Regions from separate parts of the Homo sapiens genome. Here all the other regions are linked to region 2. Evidence: chromatin contacts called from ENCODE Hi-C or POLR2A ChIA-PET data. All regions are on one chromosome and are shown on one strand. Each heading gives the region's core, a stretch centred on a gene start or an enhancer-like site at or near the end of the contact. The rest is flanking DNA. Distances are from core to core; before and after follow the strand shown.

Region 1 (2,700 bases), core at 65-2,564, 2.5 Mb before region 2:
CTTCTGGGTGTCTCCCTAATGTCCGTTGCGTCCAGTCATCAAAAAGTTACAGGCTGCATTAGGGGAAGCCGTGAGCCTGGTGTAAGGCAACAGGGATTGGTGGGAACCGATGATCCTCAGCTCCAGCCAACCATTGAGCAGGTGACAAAGTGATGGTGGACCCTCCAATTATCTAAGACAGGCAAGAAATTTAGATTGTTAGGAGAAACTTTCTGATTTTTAAGGCAATATGTGGGCCAAAGAAAACATCTACAGGTCACTCATGGGCAATCCCGAGTGAACCAGGCTCCCTCAGTCTGGTCCAGGCTCCCTCAGTCCCTTCTACACATCACTGTCTGATCAGTTTCCCAAACACAGGGCTCCTGATCACTGCTATCTCGGAAAGCACAACTACTGCTACAAAGTCCTATACTGCCATTCAACCTCCACAGTAATAAAACCAATCCCTACCTTCCTTAACTCCCCTACACAGATCTTTCACTTCACCCAAAGGAGTCCACTCCCCCACCCGTCACCCCCGCCACTGTCCCCGCCAAGATGGCCTCCTTCCTACTCTCCTCCCCTACCCACCAGAGCCCACACGGTGCAGGAAACAACCCATCAACCGGGAGGACGCCCTCCAACACCTGCTGATGACGGACTGGCTCACTGGGTAACACCCCTTTGCTCAAAGCCGATGATTTCATGCCCAAGAAGGGATTTACATCTCCCAGGAGGCAAATGCTATGGCCTTGTCCTGATTCCCCCACCCCCCAAAATAATAACATTGTAAAAGGGAACGGAGAGCCTAAGTTGCGCTCAGAGGAGCCGCCTCCCTAAGAAGGCTCTGCATATCTTCACCTCCAGGAAGGCCTCACGGAGTTGGGGGAGAGGGGAGTCCCCGCAGCCAGCCCAGCGAGGCAGGAGGCCGTGCGCCACTCCCGAGAAGCTCCTTCCTGCGCCCCGGGGGAGCCACTTCAGTCAGACCCTGAGCCGGGACCCCGACCCGCCGACCCCTGACGCGCGCGCCGCGAAGGCCGGGCACCCGAGGGCCCTTCGCGCTACCCGGGCCCGGGGCCGCCGTCGGCTGCGACAAAGGGTCAGAGAACAAGACGACCCCTCTGCGCGCGTCCCCCGCAGGCCTCCCGGATGCGCCGCTGTCCCGGCCGCGCCCACCCCGACGCTGCCGCTACCTTGTCCTCGGGTGGCGCAACCGGCTCATGGGCCACCCTCTGCCTCAGCTCTGTCATCCTGGGAAAATCGGCCCGACGTCGCCGCGAGCTAGCAGCGAAGCCGCCGGAGCAGGCAGCTCGGCGCGGGCACGCGCGGACTCCCACGGCCGGCCCCGCCCCGCCCGGGAGGCGCGCGGCTCTGAGCGGCTCACAGTTCCCTTAGCAGCCCAGCAGCCAGCCCTGGAGCTCGGCCCCACCCAGTGCCGTCACCGCCCTTTCACCCGGGCCGAGCGGGGTCAGCCTTCCCTAGCCCCGACCCGAGAGCTCCCTCTCCCGGGAGCAGGGCTCGGAGCGAGTGCGCACGCGCAGCGCCACCATCACGGTCCGGAATATCCACCAATGGCGCAAATACGCCAGGGAGGCAGGGCGACGGGGGCGGGGCGGGGCGGAGCAGAGTCGAGAGGCGCGCATTGGACGGCAGCGTCAGGGGCGGGAAAAGGCGTGCGTTTCAGTGTGCGATTAGCCAATGGGAGCTCCCGCTTAACCGCGGATGGCCGGAGCTGGCGCCCTGGTTCTGGAGGTAACCGGTTACTGAGGGCGAGAAGCGCCACCCGGAGGCTCTAGCCTGACAAATGCTTGCTGACCTGGGCCAGAGCTCTTCCCTTACGCAAGTAAGTAGACGTTATTTAGGTCGAATGGAAAGGCCAGGTGAGCCGACCTGGTTAAGAGCATTTTATCACTTATCACATGATGAGAAATGAAACCCACGCTTCAGTCTGCTTTGCTTTGCCAAGCGGTCGCTAGTACTTGTTAAGCACTAATTGTATACTAGGCACTGAGCTGAGTAATCGCTTTAGTTGGCTTATCTCGTTTAATCCACACATGGCTTGGAAGTGGGTATGATTTGAATTTTACAGTTAAGATCTTCCTCAGTGGTTTGTTTGTTTGTTCGTTTGTTTGTTTGTTTTGTGACGGAGTCTCGCTCTGTCGCCCAGGCTGGAGTGCAGTGGCATGATCTCGACTCACTGCAACCTCTGCCTCCCGGGCGCAAACAATTCCAAGGTGCGCGCCACCACGCCCGGCTAACTTTTGTATTTTTAGTAGAGACGGGGTTTCACCATATTGGTCAGGCTGGTCTCGAACTCCTGACCTCAGGTGATCCGTCCGCCTCCGCCTTCCAAAGTGCTGGGATTACAGGCGTGAGCCACCGAGCCTGGCCCTTCCTCAGTTTTTCAAATTTGTCTTCTGGACTATGGAAAGACCTTTTTTGGGACAGAAGTGCTGTCTACTTTGTTTACTGTGCATCCTCTATGTCTTTGACACATCCATTGTAAGTACTTGTTGGATGGATTTAAAACTTTTAAAAGGACCTTAGCCAAGGTCTCCCAGCTAGAAAGTGCCTAGTAAGAATTAGAACACAAACAGGTTTGTTACCAGCCCACACTCTAACCACCATACTATACTGCCTGCCTGCATTTATTAATACTTGTGTTGCTCCAGCATTGCCTTTGGTGTTTCCTGTTCTTTCTATTCACTGCCCTGTAAGTGA
Region 2 (2,701 bases), core at 136-2,635:
TTAGGCAAAACCTCAGGCACAAGTAGGTGTTAAGCCGACCCCCTTTAAGAAACCCCCCTTTGTCGGCCGGGCACCGTCGCTCGCGCCTGCAACCTCAGCACCTTGGGAGGTCGAGGCGGGCGGATCACGAGGTCAGGAGATGGAGACTAGCCTGGCCAACATGGTGAAACCCCGTCTCTACCAAAAATACAAAATTAGCCGGGTGTGGTGGCTGGCACAGGCCTGTAATCCCAGTTACTCGGGAGGCTGAGGCAGGAGAATCGCCTGAACCAGGGAGGCAGAGGTTGCAGTGAGCCCAGATCTTGCCACTGCACTCCAGCCTGGGGGACAGACTCCATCTCAAAAAAAATAAAAATAAAAAATAGTTTGTCACTACAGTGCCCACAAGGAAACGTTAACACACATTCCACATCGTCTGCTTAAACAGTTTGGTCTAGCACAGTTCCCAGACCTTGAGCTCTGTGAAGACAATTATTTCAAATTACACATTGTATGGCTCAAATACTGCCTCACGCCTATCAGACTCAGAGCCAGCCAAGGACGGCAAATACTATCACAAGCTGCCCGAGAGGATACCGAAAGGAACCACATCTCTCTGTGACACTTGGCGGTGGCCGACTTACCTTCAGACACGGCGTTGGCATTTTCCAAGGCAACCTGGGATGAGGCAAAGGGACAAAAGGCCACCAGACGAACGATGCTGTGGAATTTGCCCAGGTTGAGCACAGACTCCTCCACCTGGGGGGAGAAAGAGGCTAAGTGGTTTCCTTCCCTCCCTCCTGCCTCTGCGGCGCAGTCAAGCAGCGGTTCTCAGCCTTGGAAGCTCTTAAAATATGCTGATACCTGGGCCCCACATCCCAGCTTCTGCTTTAATCGTTCGGGGGCGGCGTCCGGGAGGCTTATTTCTAATTGCTAGAGCGATTCTACCCATGGGTCAAGGTAAAGACCCCCGGATCTAGAGCTTTCCAGGCCCGTCCCCCCGCCCCGAACCGCTCGGCCGGCCACGTGGGAGCGCGCTGTGCATGCTGGGACCCGCGCGATGAGGGTCTGCGGGGCCGCCAAAGGAGCCCACGGATCTCACCCACCTGCGGCTGCAGCAGACTGATCTCCTCCACTTCCTTCAGCGCCAGCAGCGCGTAGCCGACCGCGTGCTCAAACAGCACGTGCAACAGCACCTGGAACGGGAGCCGGGGCGCGAGCGTCAACGCAACCTCAGCGTCTGCCGGAACCCGTTCCCAGGGCAGGCGCAGGCGCAGGCGCAGGCCCAGGCCCAGGCCCAGGCCCTGTCTGCGGCCCGAACGCAGGCCGAAACCCCCACCGTCGCGTCGCCCGCGCCCCGCAACCACTCCTCACCATGGCGCCAGCTCCCGGGTTCGGCTCGCAATGCGGCTAGCGCGCTCCGGCGCGCGGAACCAGGCTCCAGAGGCCACGCCCCCGCCCCCCCGACCAATCGGAGGCCGGGGACGACACCATCTCCGGCCTTTGGAGGGGCCGCCCAGGGTGGTATCGCCCGGAGCGCGGGCTGGGTGGTGCCGAGCGCGGGCGAGCGGGCCTTTTCCGGCCTCTGCAGCTGCGCGGGCGGGCGTGGTTGCCGGGGACGCGCGGCCCCCGGTCGGGCACTGCAGGCGGCGAAACGACTTGGGAAGGCCCTTTCGGGGTAATAGTCCGGTTCCTGATGTTCTTGTCATATGAGTTACGGGCAGCAGAGCTGGGTGAAGTCGGGGCGGGAGGTCCGCGTGGGGCGCGGCGTCCATCCCAGACAGAGACCGCTGCCTAGCCGGCTTCCCGCTTCGTCCGTGGCCTCGGGCCCCAGACCCTGCGCCCCACGTCCCCGGGACCCAGGCGTTCCCGTCCCCTACTCGGGGACGAGCCTCCCCGGCGCCGGGTGGGCGGTGCATCCTTTCCTCCCACCCGTAACGGGAGCGGTGCCTGGCGCGCTCTGGCGCAGACCCTGCTGGGAATGTAGCTCGCGCAGTTTTCTTCGTACTATTAATTTATTTCTTTTTTTTGTTTTTGGTTTTTTTTTTTTAAATGACTGTAGCAGGCAGTAACGTGCGAAAGAAAGACGCTCCAGCGTCTTCCTAGGCCAGTTTCTTGTTGCTGTGCTGCACGGGACCCAGCTCCTTTTGCTGGGCCACGTGTTGCTCCTCCGCTTGGGCGGCCCTGAATTCTGGGCGCTGGTGATCGCTGAGTGAATCGCAGCTGCTTCCCTGTCCTTGAGGGCGTCTTTTGGGCACTCAGGCGACTCTTTAGAAATGAGTTTTGCTTTAATAATTAATATTAACGTTATAAATCCAAAACCTAGTTATACTTAAGTAGCGTATCCCCTGGTATGTTTTAAAGAGTCATTCGAAGGGGATTTTTAAAAATAATGTATAGCTATAAACTGCATTTATACATTTAATTGTTATTTTGTTAAGCGATTGAGTTACTTGACAAAATCCAAGTACATAGTTCACTCACAAATCTAATATGTCAAACCTAAATGTGGTTGGTAAATCTTACTCTCATAATTTCAATATGGTTTACAGATGTGGTTGAATTCTGTTACACATGTCTACTTACGAGTCAGAATCGTTATTCCATTTAATATTTTAAAATGGAATTGCCAAGTTAATCCATACATTAGCATGTTAAATTATTTTAACCGTCGTGAATACATCAAAATAGACGATTCCAAAATGTAATGGAAAATACTAAT
Region 3 (2,700 bases), core at 82-2,581, 2.3 Mb after region 2:
GACGGTGGGCTCAGTAGGTGAAAACCAGGTCTGCGATGCTAGACGGGCGCCAGTCCCCCGCGATCATCTCGGTAACCTCGGGGGTGCAGTAGTCCGGGAACTCGAAGTGCGACGTGCCCGAGGGAGGCTGCAGGTCCGGGTCGCGATCCAGGGCGCTGCAGTCCAGGCCGGCCGGGCCAGGGGGCAGCCTGGACAGAAAGCCCAGCGACTCCTCCCCCGACGCCACCGTCTCCTCTTCACCTTCCTCAGCCGCTGCCGCCTCCTCCTCCTCTTCCTCCGGCTCCTCGTCCTCCGACGGTGTCGGGGAGGCGGCGGCGGCGGCGGCCGCCCCCTCGCCCGACGGCCCTTGGGCGCGCTCCGCTTGTCCCCGAGCGGCCCGTCCCGCCGGGACCATCCTCCACAGCTCCCGCCCCGGGGTCTCGACCAGGCGCACTTCCAGCAGCTCCTCGTCGTCGTCTTCATCGTCGTCCTCGGGCGCCGCCGCCCCGCCCCCCAAAGGCCCTCCCGCTGCTCGGCGGCCCCCGCGGCCAGGCAGCTGCGGCCCGGGCTTGAGCCGGCTGCCGCCACCGCTACCACCGGGGGGGCGGGGCCGCGCCTTGGCGGGCGCCCCCTTGCTCTTTTTGCGCGGCCGGTACTTGTAGTCCGGGTAATCCGCCATGTGCTTGAGCCGCAGCCGCTCCGCCTCCCGCACGAACGGGATCTTCTCCGAGTCCTGCAGCAGCTGCCAGCGGCGGCCCAGGCGCTTGGAGATCTCGGCGTTGTGCATGTCGGGCCACTGGTCCATGATCTTCCGCCGTTCGTGCTGCGACCACACCATGAATGCGTTCATCGGCCTCTTGATGTGGCCGCTCGGGGTCTTGCACCAGCCGGGCTCGCGCGCCCCCTCCTCGGCCGGCCCGGGTCCCGGGGGCGGCGGCCCGCCGTCCCGCTTGGCCCTCGCGCCCCGCTGCTGCACCATCGCGCCTGGGCCCGGGGCCGCTAGACGCCGCCGGGGGCCGTCCGCATCCTCCGCGGCTGGGGGTGGGGGAGGAGGCAGCGGCGACGGAGGGGCGGCCCCGCCCCGCGGCTCGGCCCGGCCCCCGCGAACTGGGGAGCGAGGAGCTGGGCGCTCGGGCCCAACGGACGGCGGGGGGAGAAGGTCAGCGCGGTCTCAGGCGGGCTCGGCGCGCCCCCGCCGCCTCCGGCAAGTTGCGTCCTGGCTCACAACACACATTGTTTTGCGGGGGCCGAGGAATCGCACCCTCCGGGCCCCCGCGGGCTCTTCCTGCAGCCTCTGGCTCCGCCGCGGCCCGCGCGCGCCGCTCCCCGCCCGGCCGCCGACGCCTTTCAGTGTCTTTCTCCCCGCGCGGCCCCGCCGGCGCGCGCACCACCCCTCCCCCTCGCCGTCTGCGGGCCGCTGCGGCGCGCGCGGGGCCGCCCCGTGTAAACACCGAGGTGCCCGCTTGGGCTGCGGCCGGGCCCCGCCTCGCGCTCGGGCGCCGCGTCACCCGTTGCTGGGCAGAGAAGCCGGTATTTGCATCTCCCAATCGCTGGCCGCCGGAGCGGGGCGGGGCTCGGGCTGCGGGGCTGGGCGGTCTCGCGGCTAGGATTGGGGGAGACCGGCGAGATCGGTTTCTTTTCTTAGGTTAGGGGTTGGAGGAAGGGTAGGGGACGCGAGCCTGCTTCCATCTGACGCTGGACGCTTGTCCCTGCCCCGCGTTGCCTTTTAAATTTTAGCTCATTCCGAGACACCTGCCGTCAGGTAGGATTTCCGCCCTTTCCTCTTTCAGGGACGTCTTTTCGGACCATCCCAGAAGAGAATTTGGGGGGCCCAAGACTCAGGAAAGCTTCTTAAGGGGACGAACTCAGGTTGTCGTAGATGTTGCCCCCCGCCTACTACACACAGGGTCCGACCACATATGGGACCAGCAAATGCTTTTGGACCTAGTGAACAAATCCCTTTCTCATATATATGTATATTTAATCTCGTTCGAAGCTCCATAAGAATCCGGAGGGAGAAGGGAATATGATAATATGATGCCCAGTTTCCAAATAGGAAGCACCGAGGACACGCAGACTAGGATTCGATTCCCAGGCTCGCGGTCCCAGCTGTCTCTCCCCTGCTCAGCACCAAGGGCCGCGGGGCACCTCGCCTGCCAGCCAAAGGTCCTGAGCTGGGCGGACTTCCCGCTTTTCACAAACCGCAGGCGACATTCGAGGATGCGTGGGTGCGCCATTCCCAGGTCCTACCCCACCCCGTAGCCTGCCCGGTGCCCGACTTGGGCGCGTCGCCCCACCCAAGCCTGGAGAAGCGTGCAGGGGCACGGGGCGGAGCCAGTCCTGGGGGCGTGGCCGGGTGGCCGGCACGAGGCGCGTGGCGGGGAGGGGCCGCGCGCTCCCGGCTCACCACGTGTGAGCCAGTTCGGGCACCACTGGGCGTGTGCCGCCCCTGGGGGAGGTCACCTTCACGGCGTCGTGAGCATGGGCGATGGGAGGGGGCGCTGAGGCCTCGCCCTTGGGAAGCAGGAGCTGGGAGGTGCCCGGATTAGGGTCTTTAAGGTGGCATTCCGCTGGGGCGTAGCGGGCATGGTTTGGGGCTAGGAGAATGCGCCTCTGGCGGTACAGCTCACCCACTTCTGGACGAGCGAAGGCCAAGAGCCGAGCTTGAGGGTGTGGGGCGGGGAGGAAGGACCGAGGTGCGGCTCCGCGGCGCGGGGGGCG
Region 4 (2,719 bases), core at 97-2,596, 2.2 Mb after region 2:
GGGTCCCTCATATTTCTATTCATTTATCCAACAAGCAGTTATTGAGCTTCTACTGTGTGCCACCCACTGTCCCAGGAACTGGAATCCCACAGAGATTTATAAACAGGGCCCCTCTCCTTATGGATCTCCCTGCCCAGTGGGGAGACAATGAACAAGTTTAACAAGAAAAAAAAAAAAAGTCAGATTGCGATCCTTGCTGGCAGGGAAATAAACAGGTTAAGGAGACCAGGGGAGGCCTCTGGGAGGGGGTAACACTGAAGCTAAGACCTGAAGGAGGAGAAGCTGCACGTGTCAAGCTCCAGTGGGGAAGAGTGGTCCAGGTGGAAGGAAGAGTAAGGGCCTTGGCCAAAAAATGGTTGGATGAGAACCGAAGGAAGCCAGTGGGGCTCCAGTAGAGTGAGCATGGCGGGGTGACTGAGGACAGATATCCTGTGGGCCACCCAGGGCCTCTGGGTTTTGTTTGGAGAACACAGAGGGGCATGGGAGGGTTTCCAGCAAGGCAGTGACTGACTTCCGTTCTACAACCCTAGGTGCAGGGGACAAGAGAAGAGGCAAGTACCCCTGCTTCTCAGGTCAACTGACGTCTGTCTCCCACCAGCCCAGGAGGTCTCCAAGTTCAATGCCCTGTGTCCTCTGCGAGTCCCCTAGCCCCATCTCAGCACAGAGCCAGCCCAAGGAGTTCTCAGGGCCCCAAGATGGCTCTGGAAGCCAGCAGGTACCAAAGGAGGAAACTGATGGGGAGGAGGGTAGAGGGAGGGCAGGCTAAAGCCCCCTCTCCAAGGCCCTTCTGGCCAGGGGCAAGGCCAGGTCCTGCGGGGCCCACTTCCCACCGGAAGTTCCCCAGCCACCTCCAGCCTGTGCCCACCTTTCTTGGTCTTCTCGTCCATCTGGCGTGGCTGTGCCCATCCCCCTGGGGGGGACCGTGCCTCCTGGGAAATGCTACCTCCGGGTCGCCTGGGAGAGGCGGGAGACCAGGAGCAACTCAGCCAGGCCGTGTGGCCTCCGGCGCGGCCCAAGCCCTGTGTGTGCCTCGCTGTCCCCGCGGCAGTCGGGAAGCATCACACTGCCCGGTGACCAGGCCGGGATCCTGCGTGGGGCGGTGAGAGGGCAGCGGGCGCCGAGACAGGTCCGCACTGGGCGCAGGAGGAAACGGGACCAGCCGAGGTGGGAAGAAGCGGGGAAAGGACGCCCGGACACCACCCAGCCGGGGCGTTCCAAGTCCCGGAGGACCCCCACTTGCGGGAGCGCCCCTGGCGTCCCGGGTTTCAAGGCAAAGCCCTCTCTCCTCCCGGGAGGCCCCAGTTCTTCGCAAGGGGAGCGGCTTCGGCGGAAGAGAAAGTGAAAGTGGCGGCCCCGGAAGTGGGGCGGGACTGGGAGGGGGGGCCGGAAAAATTGTCGCCTCATCCGGGACCTCCACTGCCCGGCTACCCGGCGGCGGCGGACGCCGAGTGCGGGGTCCCAGCGGTCCCGGCGCTCCTGTTTGGGGCGACCCCACCCCGTCCTCCGGGGCTGATCGCGGGTCCCCGGACTCCCGCCCGGGTCACCCTGCGGGCCGCATCGCAGAGCCGCGGGAAGGAGCTGGGCCGCAGGCGGGGTGGGCGGGGCCGGGGCGGGGCCGGGGGCGGGGCCGGGGGGGCCGGGGGCTGGGGGCGGGGCCGGGGTGGGCCGGGGGCCGGGGCCGGGGCCGGGGGCGGGGCCGGGGGCAGGAGCAGGAGCCTGAGCAGGAGTCGGCGCCGGAGCCGGGGCTGGAGGGCGGCGGGATCCACAGCGTCGAGCCGCTGGGGACGGGTTAGGAGCGCGCCCTGCGAGCCCGGCGCCTGCTCACCCAAGCCTCAGGCATACCTCGGGGCAGGCCCGGTCCTTGGCCCCGTTTGCACATGAATAAACGAAGGCTCTGTTTGTTGATGACCTGTCCAAGGCCACTCAGCCGAGGTTTGAATCCAGGCCTGGCAGGCTCAGGAACCCGCCCTTACCCAGATCCGACGCTGCCTCTCAGCGGTCACCGTCTGTCTTTTCGTTGAGCTATTGGTGAAGTTTGCATTCGTCTGCCTCATGCGCCGCTTTAATTTTTCTCCCGTTCCTCGTCCCATCGATCAGCAGATCCTGCGGGCTCCACTTGCAGAATCTCATCCCTCACCTCCTCCGGCCCCATCCCGCTCCAGCTCCATCAGTGCTCCATCATCTCAGGGGTCTTGAACCAGCCTCCTCCTGGGCCTCCTTGCTTCTCTTTTTGCCCCCTACCGTCCATTTCCACCTAGCTGCCGGAGAGTCCTGTTAAAATGTAAATCAAACCCATGCCACTCCCCGACCCAAGTACTCCCATCTCACTTAAAGCAAAATCCGAGATCTGTCCCAGGGCTCGCAAATTGCCTCCCGATCTCTGTCTTCGTAGCTGACTGCCCTGCCCCTGCCTCATTCCACTCAAGTCCCATTGACCTGCTGGGTCCTGGAGTAAGTCAGACACACTCCCGCCCTAAGGCCTTTGCACCTGCCATAACCCAAACGTCTGCATGGCTCCCTCCTTCCCTTTATTTTGGTCTTTACCCAAAAATCTTCCCTAGTTACTCCATCTGAAATTTCACAGACACACGTATCCAGCATTTCACATCCGCTTTCCTGGCTTCATTTTTTCTTCTCAGCATCTATTACTGTCTAACGGAGCATGTTTTACTTATTTATGTTATTCTGGGTCTGTTTTCCTCTCCTAGAGGGCAGGGAC

What was found. Hi-C counts contacts between places; a loop is a spot of excess contacts on that map. ChIA-PET counts read pairs that join two places held with the same protein, here RNA polymerase II (POLR2A). Pooled maps may share reads with other maps.
Region 1: a loop to region 2 is called in a pooled map, with 23 times the contacts of the local background. The contact joins the promoter of CDS2 here to the promoter of NOP56 in region 2. A Hi-C loop is called at or near these places in 2 of 37 single-sample maps with no recorded cell type and 14 of 50 pooled maps. POLR2A ChIA-PET finds 5 or more read pairs at or near these places in 1 of 52 experiments (IMR-90).
Region 3: a loop to region 2 is called in a pooled map, with 9 times the contacts of the local background. The contact joins the promoter of SOX12 here to the promoter of NOP56 in region 2. A Hi-C loop is called at or near these places in 1 of 168 maps with a recorded cell type or tissue (CD8-positive, alpha-beta T cell), 2 of 37 single-sample maps with no recorded cell type and 7 of 50 pooled maps.
Region 4: a pooled map shows a loop between it and region 2 (8-fold over the local background). The contact joins the promoter of RBCK1 here to the promoter of NOP56 in region 2. A Hi-C loop is called at or near these places in 3 of 50 pooled maps. POLR2A ChIA-PET finds 5 or more read pairs at or near these places in 2 of 52 experiments (Caco-2 and activated B cell).

What each region holds. Positions count from the first base shown.
Region 1 is chr20:5,125,622-5,128,321 of GRCh38, reverse strand. It overlaps CDS2 (CDP-diacylglycerol synthase 2), which reads right to left and starts at 1,314. Exons shown (of 13, transcript NM_003818.4): 1 at 1,173-1,314. The coding sequence starts at 1,229. It also overlaps a transcript of PCNA not described here. RefSeq lists enhancers at 476-565, 1,142-1,643 and a silencer at 906-1,825.
Region 2 is chr20:2,651,316-2,654,016 of GRCh38, reverse strand. NOP56 (NOP56 ribonucleoprotein) reads right to left here and starts at 1,385. Exons shown (of 12, transcript NM_006392.4): 1 at 1,354-1,385; 2 at 1,086-1,175; 3 at 624-738. The coding sequence starts at 1,356. MIR1292 (microRNA 1292) reads right to left here and starts at 1,240; the gene lies at 1,175-1,240. It overlaps LOC105372505 (a long non-coding RNA gene), which reads left to right and starts at 1,553. Exons shown (of 5, transcript XR_007067502.1): 1 at 1,553-1,657. RefSeq lists an enhancer at 672-761 and a silencer at 1,262-1,901.
Region 3 is chr20:324,183-326,882 of GRCh38, reverse strand. It overlaps SOX12 (SRY-box transcription factor 12), which reads right to left and starts at 1,331. Exons shown (of 1, transcript NM_006943.4): 1 at 1-1,331. The coding sequence starts at 958. The coding sequence ends at 11. It overlaps NRSN2-AS1 (NRSN2 antisense RNA 1), which reads left to right and starts at 1,631. Exons shown (of 3, transcript NR_109990.1): 1 at 1,631-1,741. RefSeq lists silencers at 202-691, 712-771, 842-1,221, 1,332-1,641, 2,202-2,461.
Region 4 is chr20:406,926-409,644 of GRCh38, reverse strand. It overlaps RBCK1 (RANBP2-type and C3HC4-type zinc finger containing 1), which reads right to left and starts at 1,346. Exons shown (of 12, transcript NM_031229.4): 1 at 866-1,346. The coding sequence starts at 887. RefSeq lists enhancers at 369-438, 449-548, 609-708, 118-758, 759-808 and 1 more and a silencer at 1,379-1,648.